2 separate regions of the Homo sapiens genome follow, and region 2 is linked to region 1. A link is a loop called in an ENCODE intact Hi-C map of the cell type or tissue named here. Cell type or tissue: spleen. All regions are shown on one strand. Each heading gives the region's core, and the rest is flanking DNA. Links, peaks and the distances in the headings are about the cores only.

Region 1 (10,031 bases), core at 4,622-7,121:
TGTTGTTTTAGTATTTTCTACGGTCAAACACAGGCATAGGGTTTATCATTCCTTCTATTAATCTATACTTATATAAAATTTTATTTTGTGTATCTCGTTCTTAATGTGTTTTATTTATATTCCCCTGCTACATTGAGCGCTCCTTCAGGGCAGGTATTTTATTCATATGCATTCCTGTTTCCTGGTGTAGAGGAGATGATGATTTTCTTTCTTTCTTTCTTTCTTTCTTTTTTTTTTTTTTTGAGACGGAGTCTTGCTCCGTCGCCCAGGCTGGAGTGCAATGGCGCGATCTCTGCTCACTGCAAGCTCCACCTCCCGGGTTCACGCCATTCTCCTGCCTCAGCCTCCAGAGTAGCTGGGACTACAGGCGCCTGCCACCACGGCCGGCTAATTTTTTTGTATTTTTTTAGTAGAGACGGGGTTTCGCTGTGTTAGCCAGGAAGGTCTCGATCTCCTGACCTCGTGATCCACCCGTCTCGGCCTCCCAAAGTGCTGGGATCACAGGCGTAAGCCACCGCGCCCGGCCTGGAGATAATGATTATTTACTGAAGGGAATTGCTTTTTGGGTTTGTTTTTTATGACAGGATCTCACTCTGTTACCTAATCTGCAGTGTAGTGGTGCAAACATGGCTCACCGCAGCCCCAGCCTCCTGGACTCAAGTGATCCTCCTGCCTCAGCCTCCTGTAACTGGGACTACAGGTGCATGCTGCCACGCCCAGCTAATTTTTAAATTTTTTGCGGAGACAGGATCTTGTTATATTGCCAAGGCTGGTTTCAAACTCCTGTTTTCAAGCGATCCCCCCTACCTCAGCCTCCCAAAGTATTGGGATTTCAGGTGTGAGCACCATACCTGGCAGGAATTGCTTTTTAAGGAGGTGCTTTTCTCCTGGGTTACTTGAAGTGATTATAGGCCAGTTTTATTGTATTAAAATGCTTATAGAAACAAAGATTTTCATGCCCTTAGTGTTGACCTATTTATTGAAAAAAGAATGATCTGAATTTTTTCTCATCCCTGGAGCACATGGTATTTAGTAAATGAAAAGGGGTTGCCTACCAGGCCAGGAATTAAAAGATCCTGGGTCAACTCTAAGCACCCTATACGTTTTTAGAAAATATATTAATAAAACTTTGAAGGGCCGAGCGCGGTGGCTCACGCCTGCAATCCCAGCACTTTGGGAGGCAGAGGCAGGCGGATCACAAGGTCAGGAGATCGAGACCATCCTGGCTAACACGGTGAAACCCCGTCTCTACTAAAAATACAAAAAAAAAAAAAATTAGGCAGGCGTGGTGGTGGGCACCTGTAGTCCCAGCTACTCGGGAGGCTGAGGCAGGAGAATGGCGTGAACCCGGGAGGCGGAGTTTGCAGTGAGCCAAGATCGCGCCACTGCACTCCAGCCTGGGCAACAGAGCGAGACTCCATCTCAAAAAAAAAAAAAAAAAAAAAACTTTGAAGGGAAAAAGGTAAGTTCCACATGGAACATGTGTCTTACCCAATACATATTATTGCCTGAATGCATGATTCAGAGTAAATGAAGTTTGTGGCTAACTGGTTTTTAATTTGTGTTTCTAAAATGGATATATATATATATATATATTTTTTTTTTTTTTTTTTTTTTTCCTCCCATAGCTTTCCCATGGTTTGGCATGGACATTGGGGGAACTCTAGTAAAGCTCTCGTACTTTGAACCTATTGATATCACAGCAGAGGAAGAGCAAGAAGAAGTTGAGAGTTTAAAAAGTATTCGGAAATATTTGACTTCTAACGTGGCATATGGATCCACCGGCATTCGGGATGTACACCTTGAACTGAAAGATTTAACACTTTTTGGCCGAAGAGGGAACTTGCACTTTATCAGGTTTCCAACCCAGGACCTGCCTACTTTTATCCAAATGGGAAGAGATAAAAACTTCTCAACATTGCAGACGGTGCTATGTGCTACAGGAGGTGGTGCTTACAAGTTTGAAAAAGATTTTCGCACAGTAGGTATCTTTTACTCAAAACTGAAAATTGATACCTGTTTTTAAATATGAGAGTAGGTTTCCATCTAGCATGTTCCTTAATTCTCCCTGCACATGCAGTGGGAAATATGTATCCATGGTTGCCTTTCACTTGGGGCGTTTTAAACACGTTTATGAGATGAGTAAAAATTGCCCGGATTTGGTCATGTTGTTGCACATAATATTTGGTAAAACTTGTTTAGGGCTGTACTACAAAGCTACAATAAAAAGGGGATTTGGGGACTTTAATGAATTTGGCAGTGTACAAAGCCAGATATAAATGAAGCTTGAATTATTTTCACTATTGTCCTACATTTACATGGTTTTTGGAATATTACTTATTCAAATAATATTAATCTTCCAGGGCCATCTCCTTCCCAAACCCTAAGTCTGGAAACCAATGTCTTTTGGTTAGTATAATGGACACCTGAATGAAAATCTGTTACCCTTTTTTTTCTGTTTTTATGCTGTTAATCCTGCCATGTTCCTGTGTCAAATGGGGTGATTTGAATGGATCTGGCAGGAGAACTATGAGTATTGGTTTGAGTTATGTGCTGTTAGCAGTTTGCCATCTTCTAGTCTTTTCCATTAGAATGAGAGTTCAAAGAGTGGTTTGCCAAGCTTCTAGTCTTTTCTATTAGAATAAAGAATGGCTCTGTTTAGGACCACTGAAATTTGTTTTTCTTGAAAATGTAAATGTGAATAATTTAATTTCTGAAAATCATAAGAAAATACTGTTAATGGAATATAAAGGCTGACGTGGGAGGATCACTTGAGGCTAGGAGTTGGAGACCAGCCTGGGCAATATAGTGGGACCCCGTCTCTACAAAAAATAAAAAAATTAGCTCAGCATAGTGGCCTGTGCTTGTAGTCCCAGCCACTCAAGAGGCTGATGAAGTGGGAGGATTGCTTGAGCTCTTGAGATTGAGGCTGCAGTGAGCTGTGATTGAGCCATTGCACTCCAGCATGGGTGACAGTGAGACCCTGTCTCAGAAGGAATATAAATAACTTAAATGGCTCATAGAAGCGAGACCCATATAATTTGAGGTAAAGATCTGTAGTACTGTATGAAAAGAGGTGCCTTGGGAACACAGAGGAGTAACAACAGCTAGAGAGTTGAAGAGGTTCCCAGAGGAAGTGATATCTAAGCTGCAATGTTTTATAAACGGTGTCTTATAATACGCTTTTTACTAACCTGAAATGATGAATGTAATCATTTCAAACTAGTACTCAAACTATAATATAAAGACAGGAGATTAAGGTATCAGTTATTAATCAGAAATTAATCTATCCGTGGGTAGATTAACAAACAGTATGATCATTCCAGAGGACATCATGAAGTAGTTATATGCTTGCACCTATGCATAGATTGATCATGAATACCAAAGCTACACATGCCAGATTGATATGGTATGTTCTGTTGGAAAATAAGATACCATAAATGGCATTGCTGTTGGTGACATGACCCTCCAACATGCTAAACAAACACTTGGTAAAATTCCAAACAGTAAGAAGTACAATTTTCCCTTGCTTTATGTGGTGGTTCAATTCCTAGCAAATTTAGTATATATTTAAAACTACGTGGGTTGGGCACAGTGGCTCACGCCTGTAATTCCAGCACTTTGGGAAGCCAAGGTGGGCGGATCACTTGAGGTTAGGAGCTGGAGACCAGCCTGACCAATGATGGTGAAACCTCATCTCTACTAAAAATACAAAAATTAGCCAGGCGTGGTGGCGGGCGCCTGCAATCCCAGCTACTTGAGAGGCTGAGGCGGAGAATCGCTTGAACCCACGAGGTGGAGGTTGCAGTGAGCCGAGATCATGCCACTGTACTCCAGCCTGAGTGACAGAGCTAGACTCTGTCTCAAAAATGAATGAATGAATGAATGAATGGAGTGACTGAATCCATAGGACGAATACTTTTGTATTTGTATACACAGACAGATAGGTAAAATAACTTTGTTATTCTCTAGCCTCAGATAATTATAAATAATTTTCCTACTGCCACTATAAAAATGACTGGCAGAACACTCAAAGATAATGCATAGATGGGATAATTTTTTGGTCTGCAGAAATGTCACACCCATTAAAGATGTCTGGCATCACAAGTCCCTGCCCACTAAATGTCAGTTTGGTCCTTCCTTCCTCCCCATCATTTAGAAAACTAGCAGTGAGGTGATACCACCCTCACTGAGGACCAGTGGACTAGATGAAATCCCGAAAGAGATTCTGACATGAAACAAAATGAAAATGTGGGGGTCATAGACCATTTTTAATTTTTGTAAAGTAATACAGGAAAATCATATAGTTGAGTGTTTTTGAATGTCATCCTTTTTTGTTTTTGTTTGTTTGTTTTAACAGATTGGAAACCTCCACCTGCACAAACTGGATGAACTTGACTGCCTTGTAAAGGGCTTGCTGTATATAGACTCTGTCAGTTTCAATGGACAAGCCGAGTGCTATTATTTTGCTAATGCCTCAGAACCTGAGCGATGCCAAAAGATGCCTTTTAACCTGGATGATCCCTATCCACTGCTTGTAGTGAACATTGGCTCAGGAGTCAGTATTTTAGCAGTCCATTCCAAAGACAACTATAAACGAGTGACTGGGACAAGGTAGTGACCTTTTTGGTTGTATTGCTGCATTCACATTGTTTTATACACAGAAGTTATGAAATCAGTATAATAATGTCATTTTCACCAGTAAAAGAGCATGTATTTGCACAACAGCAAAAAAAAAAAATATATATATATATATATTTTTTTTTTTTAAGTGAAAGAGGGTGCCATGTTGCCCAGGCTGCTCTTGAACTTCTGAGCTCAAGCAATCTGCCTGTCTCGGCCTCCCAAAGTACTGGGATTACAGGCATGAGCCACTGCTCCCAGCCAACAGATAATGTATTTTTATAAGATGTGTATGTCAAGACTCAAACTGAAATTATTAAATGTTTATTAGTCAGCATCAGTTGGGATCAAAATTTCCATAATGGTAAAGTGAATTTTTATCTAGAATGAGTCTGGTAACGTTTTTTCTAGAATTTAACTGGAGCATTTACTTGGAAGCAACAGTGTTCTATTGATTTTAAACTTTATTATGTTTATATTTTGTTCTTTTTTCCAAAGCATTTTTCTTCTTTACCTATTTTTTGACTTTTTAATGGATATTAATATATGTAAACCCTTAAACTGCAGTACTGGGGAACATTGTAATTTATTCTTATAGGATGAATTAATGTGATTTCTTTTTGTGATAACATTAATGTTCCCAAATAGCCCACATACTTTTCTGTAATACCTGAAATACGAATGAGAAATAAGATATAAAACTCATGATTCTTTTATGTATTTTATCAACTTTTACAGAGAGGTGAAGATTCCAGTTTAAGGAAGAAAGATTTTCAAATACTTTAGATTAATTTGTGAAAAAAACTCATTTTAATTTTAAAGTAGTAATTCTGTTTAAATTATACTTAATTAGTACTTTATTTTTATGGTGGTTAAAAGTTCACCTCTGTTGTAATTCTCTATGCCAAAGAATTGTACACTGCTATTGCCTTCTTCGGTTAACTCTAAAAGAAGTTCAGTCTGTTAACTAAATCCAACAGTGATTCAGGGGTAGAACTTGCTAGAAATTTAGATGAGACTAGGGAGCAAAGGTTTACAGTTTAGGAATTAGATATGATTTCATTCTGTGAGCATATCCAGAAGAATAATAGAAGCAAATAAATTTCTGTAATTGACATGTTGGCCAGCTGGACATAAATTTACTCATTGTATTTATGTGTAGGTCATGTGAAATATTAGTGTATCATATTGAATTGATTTCATCCATGTCAGGCCAAGTAAAGAAGCCTTTCCCAAAATCATTTCTTGGAAACGATTTAAAATTACAAAGATGGGCATGGTAGTTCATGCCTGTAATTCTAACACTTTGGGAGGCCAAAGTGGAGGATTGCTTGAGACCAGGAGTTAAGACCAGCCTGGGAAACATAGTGAGACCCCCATCTCTACAAAAATATATACATATATATTAGTCCAGTGTGGTAGTGTGCATTGTAGTCTAGCTGCTGCGGAGGCTGGAACAGGAAGATTGCTTGAGCCCAGGAGTTCAAGGATACATTAGGCTATGATCATGGTCACTGCACTCCAGCCTGAGGGACAGAGTGAGACCTTGTCTCAAAAGAAAAATTACAGATTTTCTCTTTGTAATTAATATGGTACTGATTTTTAACATTTATTCCTTTTTAATGCACACACAACAATTTATCTTTGGTAACTACAGAGTGTAAGGTATTAGGTGAAGACTTTGGGAGAGATTTAATAGGTCTTTCCTTTCCTCATGTTTCCACCAAGTGATTTTTTTCTTTGGTTTATTCTTTGATCTAACAAGTTTGGTTTTACTAAACAATTTTTGTTGCCTTCGTTATGTTATTTCAGCACTCAGCATTAGTCATAGGTTTTTTTTCTGTGTGTTCATTGAATACATGAATGATCCACCCTTTTACTTTAGAGAAAGAATATAATGTATAAATGCAACTTAGCAAGTTTCTTTATTTTCTTTAGCCTTGGAGGGGGTACCTTTCTGGGTTTATGCAGTTTATTGACTGGCTGTGAAAGTTTTGAAGAGGCTCTTGAAATGGCATCCAAAGGTGATAGCACACAAGCTGACAAGCTGGTCCGTGATATTTATGGAGGAGATTATGAAAGATTTGGTTTGCCAGGTTGGGCTGTAGCATCTAGGTAAGTTTAACATTTGTGTTATTTAAGTTACAGAAGTTAAGTAATTCAAGTTGCTTATGTTTTTGGAAAGCAATGTAACAGAAAGTTGTAAGGGTGCTTTCTCTTATCCAGTTTAGGTTCCAAGTTTTGAACATTGATGTCATTTAAAAATTAAGTATACATTAAGAAGTTTACCCTGAGTGCACCTTGTAAGAAACTTTTTTTTTTTTAATTTTTGAGTGTCTTTCCAGTGTTTATGCAAATACAAATACATATTTTTACTTTTCTCCCCATATACAAAAGGTAATCTACCATTATATGGCATACTATATATACTCTAAAGTATCCATATAGAAATCTTTACATGTTGTTGACCTTATTTTATACAGGTGTAGGATAAATTCCCAAAAGTTGGATTGCAAATGCATTTTTGAGATATTGTTAATTATGCAAAAGAGCGGTACTGTTTTTCACTCTCACCAGCGGTAAATGAAAGTGCCTGTTTCACCAGTAGAGTGCTAACTTTTGCATTTTTGCTAATCAGATGGAGAAGTGGTATCTTAATGTAATTTTAATTTACATTTCTCCTACCAACACTGGGGTTAAGAGCCTTGCATATTTTATTTTCTGTGAGTTATTGTTCATGTTCTACTTTTCTGTTGGATTGTTATACAGTTGAATTTATCAGTCTTTTCTTTTATGGCTTCTGGATATTGATTCATAGTAAGTAAGTCTTCTACATTCCAAATATATAAAGGAATAAACCCTTATTTTCTTCTGATATGTTAATGGTGGTATTTTTATACTTAAATCTTTGATTTACTTATAGTTTATCTTAGGGTATTTTGTGAGTTACAGATCATGCTTTCATTTTTCAGGTTTTTTGTTTTTTTTTCCAGAAGGCCCTAATGTCTAATAATCCATCTTTATTTCACTGATTTGAGATGGCTTTTTTACATATGCTGGCTTTTCATTCTGTTGATGTACCAGCATTATACTTTCAGCTTTATAGAGGCATAAAAAGTATGTTTTAATCTCTAGAAGGGCTAGTTTCACTCCTTTGCTTGATTTTCTGTATGAACTTGGCAAACATTTTCTCTATTACAAAAATGTTTTTGGAATCTCAGTAAGTTTACATATTAACTTAGGGACAAATGATATCTTTATAGTAAGTCTTGCTGTTGAAGAACTTAGCTTGTCTGTTTGTTTAAGGCTACTTTTGTGCCTTTCACACATTTAAAAAGGCCTCTCCAAATATGTCCATACATGGCTTTTTAAATTGATTCCTAAATATTTTAAATTTACTGTTCTGTTGTTTATCAGTCTTGTCTCCCATTATGCTTCCTAACCATTGTTGCTTGTGCACCCCAAGTTCTTTGTCAGGGAATCCAGTGCCCTTTGATAGTGGACTTTGTCTCACTCTTCAGTAATATCTCCTGCCTCTCCCTTGCATAGACGCTTCACTCCGACCAAACATCTTGTGATTTCATAGATGTTTTCATTTCTCATTTCTGTGTGCCTTTAACCTTTAGTTGCCTCTGCCTAAGATTTTTCTTCTCATTTTTTCTGGCTTTTTCTGGTCCTTTTGCTCTGAAAGCCCTGCCTCATACCTTCTTAACTTTTTTCTCTTACCACTGTAATAAAAGATATTTTTTTGTTTGTATTTCCAAGGTTAGCCTTTGTTTGGGGTTAGCCTTTGTTTGGATTTTTTCCCTGTTACTGTTAGCGCTTCTCTTGCTGTCTTTTGTATGTAGGCCTGCATTGTCCATTACAGTAGCCTCTAGCCACGTAAGGCACTTGGCTTATGAGTGCCACATGTTGAATTGATGATATTTGGATATATTGGCTTAAATGAAATGTACAATTAAAATTAATTTCACTTGTTTATTTTTACCTTTTTAATGTGGCTAATAGAACATATATGAAATTATATATTACTCGTATTTTATTTCTATTGGACAGTGCTGCACTAGACTAATTCACTGTTTGAGGGACTATCTGTCTCCAGCACAAAGCTTGGTATGTCATAAATGTTTCTTGTGACTGAATGAAAAAGAATTTGAAGTTAAAGCTGAGATACTTTTGGAAACATTTTGTAATTTTGGCTAATTTGTTTTGAATCAGGTTTAAGTGAAGATATTTTGGTAATCTTTGCTTTCTTATAATAACTAACTATGCTTTTTTTGAGATGTCATTTTAACCTTAATTCTTTGAAAGGTATTACTTTACTCTTGCATAGATTTTTTTTGTTAGTTTGTTTTGATCTTATCCCTATGTGTTTCTACTTTTTGGTCCTAATTTTATAAAAATATCCAGGTTGTAGATATATCTGTTAATACGTAAAATGTTGCTTTTTATCAGCAGATTTGACTTTATTTTTCATTTTTCTGCAGTTTTGGGAATATGATTTATAAGGAGAAGCGAGAATCTGTTAGTAAAGAAGATCTGGCAAGAGCTACTTTAGTTACTATCACCAATAACATTGGTTCTGTGGCACGAATGTGTGCTGTTAATGAGGTAAAAAAACAAAAAACACAAAACTTGAATTATCAAAAATGTGAATTGGAGTCCTATATACACCTAGCAGGGCTTCTTCACTTTCCCTAAGGAGGCCTCTGGGATTGAGATGTAACCCATTAAATGCCAAGACTCATTAGGTATATATGTTACGTATCCAGTTGCTATATTACTTTTAAAGAAAGTAGCAGATAATTCAAATTGAAATAGGAGAAATTTATTCAGAATTTTTTTTCAGAAAAACACAACCTAAATCCCTTGAGGATGTAAAAGAAAGTTCTAAGCATAAGACATTTTGAGATACTTTGTGAAAGCATTTTTTTTAGTCTTAATTTTGCATTTGGAAGGCAGCTATGCTCACCACTATACCACCAGTGCTTAATGTTGCATTTGATTAGTGAAATTCTTGGAAGTTTTCTTACTGCCCTCGGCTTCTTTACAGTGCTGCCTTGTTGCATATGGATCAAGCAGCATTGTACAGGGCTATGAAGGCATTGAGACCTGTTCTTCATGATATTTGAGTGGTGTTTATTGTTACAAGAAAAGTGTGAAAAGGATATACTGTTAGATTGACCATATAGTTGGGATTCTTTGTTTGGAAGAGAATATATATATTTAATTCTAGCTTCCTTATATAATAATAGATATATTTGCCCGTTTAATTTTTATAAATATCAAATACTTTAAATGGATTGGGAAGTACGCTTTTCGAAGGAACCCTTCATTTGTTCATTCATTCATTTATTCATTGAGTAAATATTTACTGATTACCAGATGCCAGACATCGTTCTGGGTAT
Region 2 (2,500 bases), core at 1-2,500, 70 kb after region 1:
AGCCACCGTGCCTGGCCTAACACTTACTGTTATAGTCTCCCTTCTTTGTCTAGCTTCTTCACAGTAAGTAACCAGAGTAATCTTTAATTTGTATTATTTAAAAATTTTTATTTCTTTAAAAATATAAAAAATAGAGACAGGTTCTTGCTATGTTGCCCAAGCTGGCCTAGAACTCCTGGCCTCTAGTGATCCTCCCACCTTGGCCTACCAAAGTGCTGGAATTATAGGTGTGAGCCATGGTACCCAGGCTAATCTTTAATTTGATCACCCTGCTTCACAAACTAAAACTCTCTAATAGCTTCCCAGTACACTTAGAATAAAATCTCAATTGCCTCTCACAGCTTACAAGGCCCAAAACAACCTGTTTCTTTACTACTTCTCTCCCTGCTAGGATATAAACCCATTGCATACAAGAGGTCCTCAAGAAACATGTGTAGAATGAAGGAGTTTTGTCCTTGGTTCCACTAAGAGTCTAAAAAAATAAAATAGTAAAAAAGGTTCAGAGGAAAGGCTCAGGACATATTTTAAAAGCTTACTGGGTGGTTGTAAAGAAGAACTAAGCTGATGAACCACTGATTTAGTCGAATGTTCTTTCTTGAGTGAGATATTCCATGTTCTATAGAATTTTCCAAACAAGAAAATAAGGAAAGAGAATAGTACGCAAGGCAAGAGCACATACCTGAGCACGTCATACCCTGCAAATTCAAAGAGGCGGCTTATACTCTCTCCTATGATAGTTGACCTCAGGTGGCCTACATGCATCTCTTTAGCTATATTAGGGGAGGAAAAGTCAACTATAACCTGGGGTAGACAAAAAGAGAAAGGCTGTTAAGAGGGGCATAAACATAAAGAGAGAAAGATTTTTTTAAGAGGAGCATAAACATTTTGTTCCAATGCATTCATTAATAACACATTTAATAACAAACTCAGACTTAAACATTAATTTGGGCCGTAATTCAACCATGTTTGATTTTATGATGGATCTGCTTGTATATTTTTAACTGAAAAAGAATCAAATTCATGTATACAAATTATCCATTCTATTTCAGTGATATCTGTGTATCAATTGGCTACCTCAAATGCCTTGTGGAATTAAGTGAAAAAAAAAAAAAATCACACAACATGCTAGACCCAGGGGAAAGGCTACTTCATAAATGTTCATAATCTCAAATGTGAATGATTAAATTTCAGTATAAAAGTGAAATCCATTCCCGGTTTCAGCACTTTCCATGCAGTTCGTTTTTCTTTTTCTTTTTTAGAGATGAAGTCTCATGATACTGCCCAGGTTGAAGTGCAGTAGCTATTCACAGGTGCGATCACAGCACACCTCAGCCTTGAACTTCTAGGCTCAAGCAATCCTCCTGCTTCAGCCTCCCAAGTAGCTGAGACTATAGGCACATACCACCATGCTTGGTTCCACGCAGTTCTAAGATACTAATATATTAATAGAAGAGTGTACATATACCTTTTTATTCTCTCCCAGAGCAGGTAGTTGAACTCCATTCACTAGAAGACTGGTCAATTGTTCTGATACAAAATCCTTTCTTAAGTGGACATTAATAAAACCTAATGGATAGAAGAGAAAAAATATCAGATACTGTCTTATCTTGAATAATCACTCGCTCCTAAGGATTTGCTCCAGACACTGACCTGGCTCTGGCAAAATTCTTCCGGATTCCAATACCAGTTGTGGCCTTGACTTAAGCTGTCTTGTAAGCTCCTGTCTCACCGTCTACTTCAAGCCTTCACCACTCTCCTGAAACCTTCCTACTTAACTCAGGGCCCTTTCACTTTCAGCAAACAATCTGTTCGCCTCTTAACAGAAAACAGAAGGCCCTTGTGCCGAAGACTTATCTGCCATTATCTATCCTCATTTTGCTGATGAAAAACTGAATCACAGAGAGGCAAAGTAACTCATTCAAGATAAGGCAGCTAAAAGTGGTAGCTGAGTCTAGATTAAAACTTCAATTTCCTATATCACAATCCACAGTGCTTTCACCATCTTGTTCAGTATACAAAGTTTAACCCTGTAATTAAAATGTGTGTTCTTTTTTAACTTCAAAAAGGACTCATGTTCAATACAACTATTAAGAAGGATAACATTATGTCATACCAGGACCAGCAATTTCAACTTTTTCAATACATTCATTGTCTGGGAGGTGTTTGGTAATGTTTTCAGCAATTTCTCTTGGATTAACTTTCTGTTCCTTGGTTTTGAGCATCTACAACACAATATAAAATGATTCATTACACAACAGATTTCAGCAAGTTACTCGCAAATGCACACCTGACAAGGCACGAGATGCATTTTACGTTAAGAACCATCAAAAGGCAGAAGCAGAGAAGTCCAATCACATTATGAATGACAGATTAAAGTATCAATAGTGCCAAGAGGCATAGAAAGTGCCCACACTACATGATCTCTATTTCCAAATACGTTACACACAAATACCTGGAACTATTTTTTTTTTTTTTTTTTTTTGAGATGGAGTCTCGCTCT

What was found. A loop is a pair of places that touch in the nucleus more often than their neighbours do. Peaks named below come from ENCODE experiments on the same cell type or tissue, not always from the same donor. Only the 100,000 strongest peaks of a DNase experiment are listed, where the experiment ranks them.
Region 2: a loop joins it to region 1, with 2.9 times the contacts of the local background. A loop is called at or near these places in 53 of 110 quality-filtered maps.

What each region holds. Positions count from the first base shown.
Region 1 is chr5:168,560,596-168,570,626 of GRCh38, reverse strand. PANK3 (pantothenate kinase 3) reads left to right here. Exons shown (of 7, transcript NM_024594.4): 2 at 1,629-1,981; 3 at 4,361-4,614; 4 at 6,562-6,738; 5 at 9,111-9,234. It overlaps MIR103A1 (microRNA 103a-1), which reads left to right and starts at 9,654; the gene lies at 9,654-9,731. MIR103B1 (microRNA 103b-1) reads right to left here and starts at 9,723; the gene lies at 9,662-9,723. In spleen, for the core only: no CTCF peak of the experiment used is centred there; no DNase peak of the experiment used is centred there; H3K27ac peaks cover 412 bases.
Region 2 is chr5:168,493,616-168,496,115 of GRCh38, reverse strand. RARS1 (arginyl-tRNA synthetase 1) reads right to left here. Exons shown (of 15, transcript NM_002887.4): 4 at 2,114-2,222; 5 at 1,466-1,566; 6 at 680-801. Among named protein-coding and RNA genes, the nearest start is that of RARS1, 8.4 kb to the right of the region's middle. In spleen, for the core only: no CTCF peak of the experiment used is centred there; no DNase peak of the experiment used is centred there.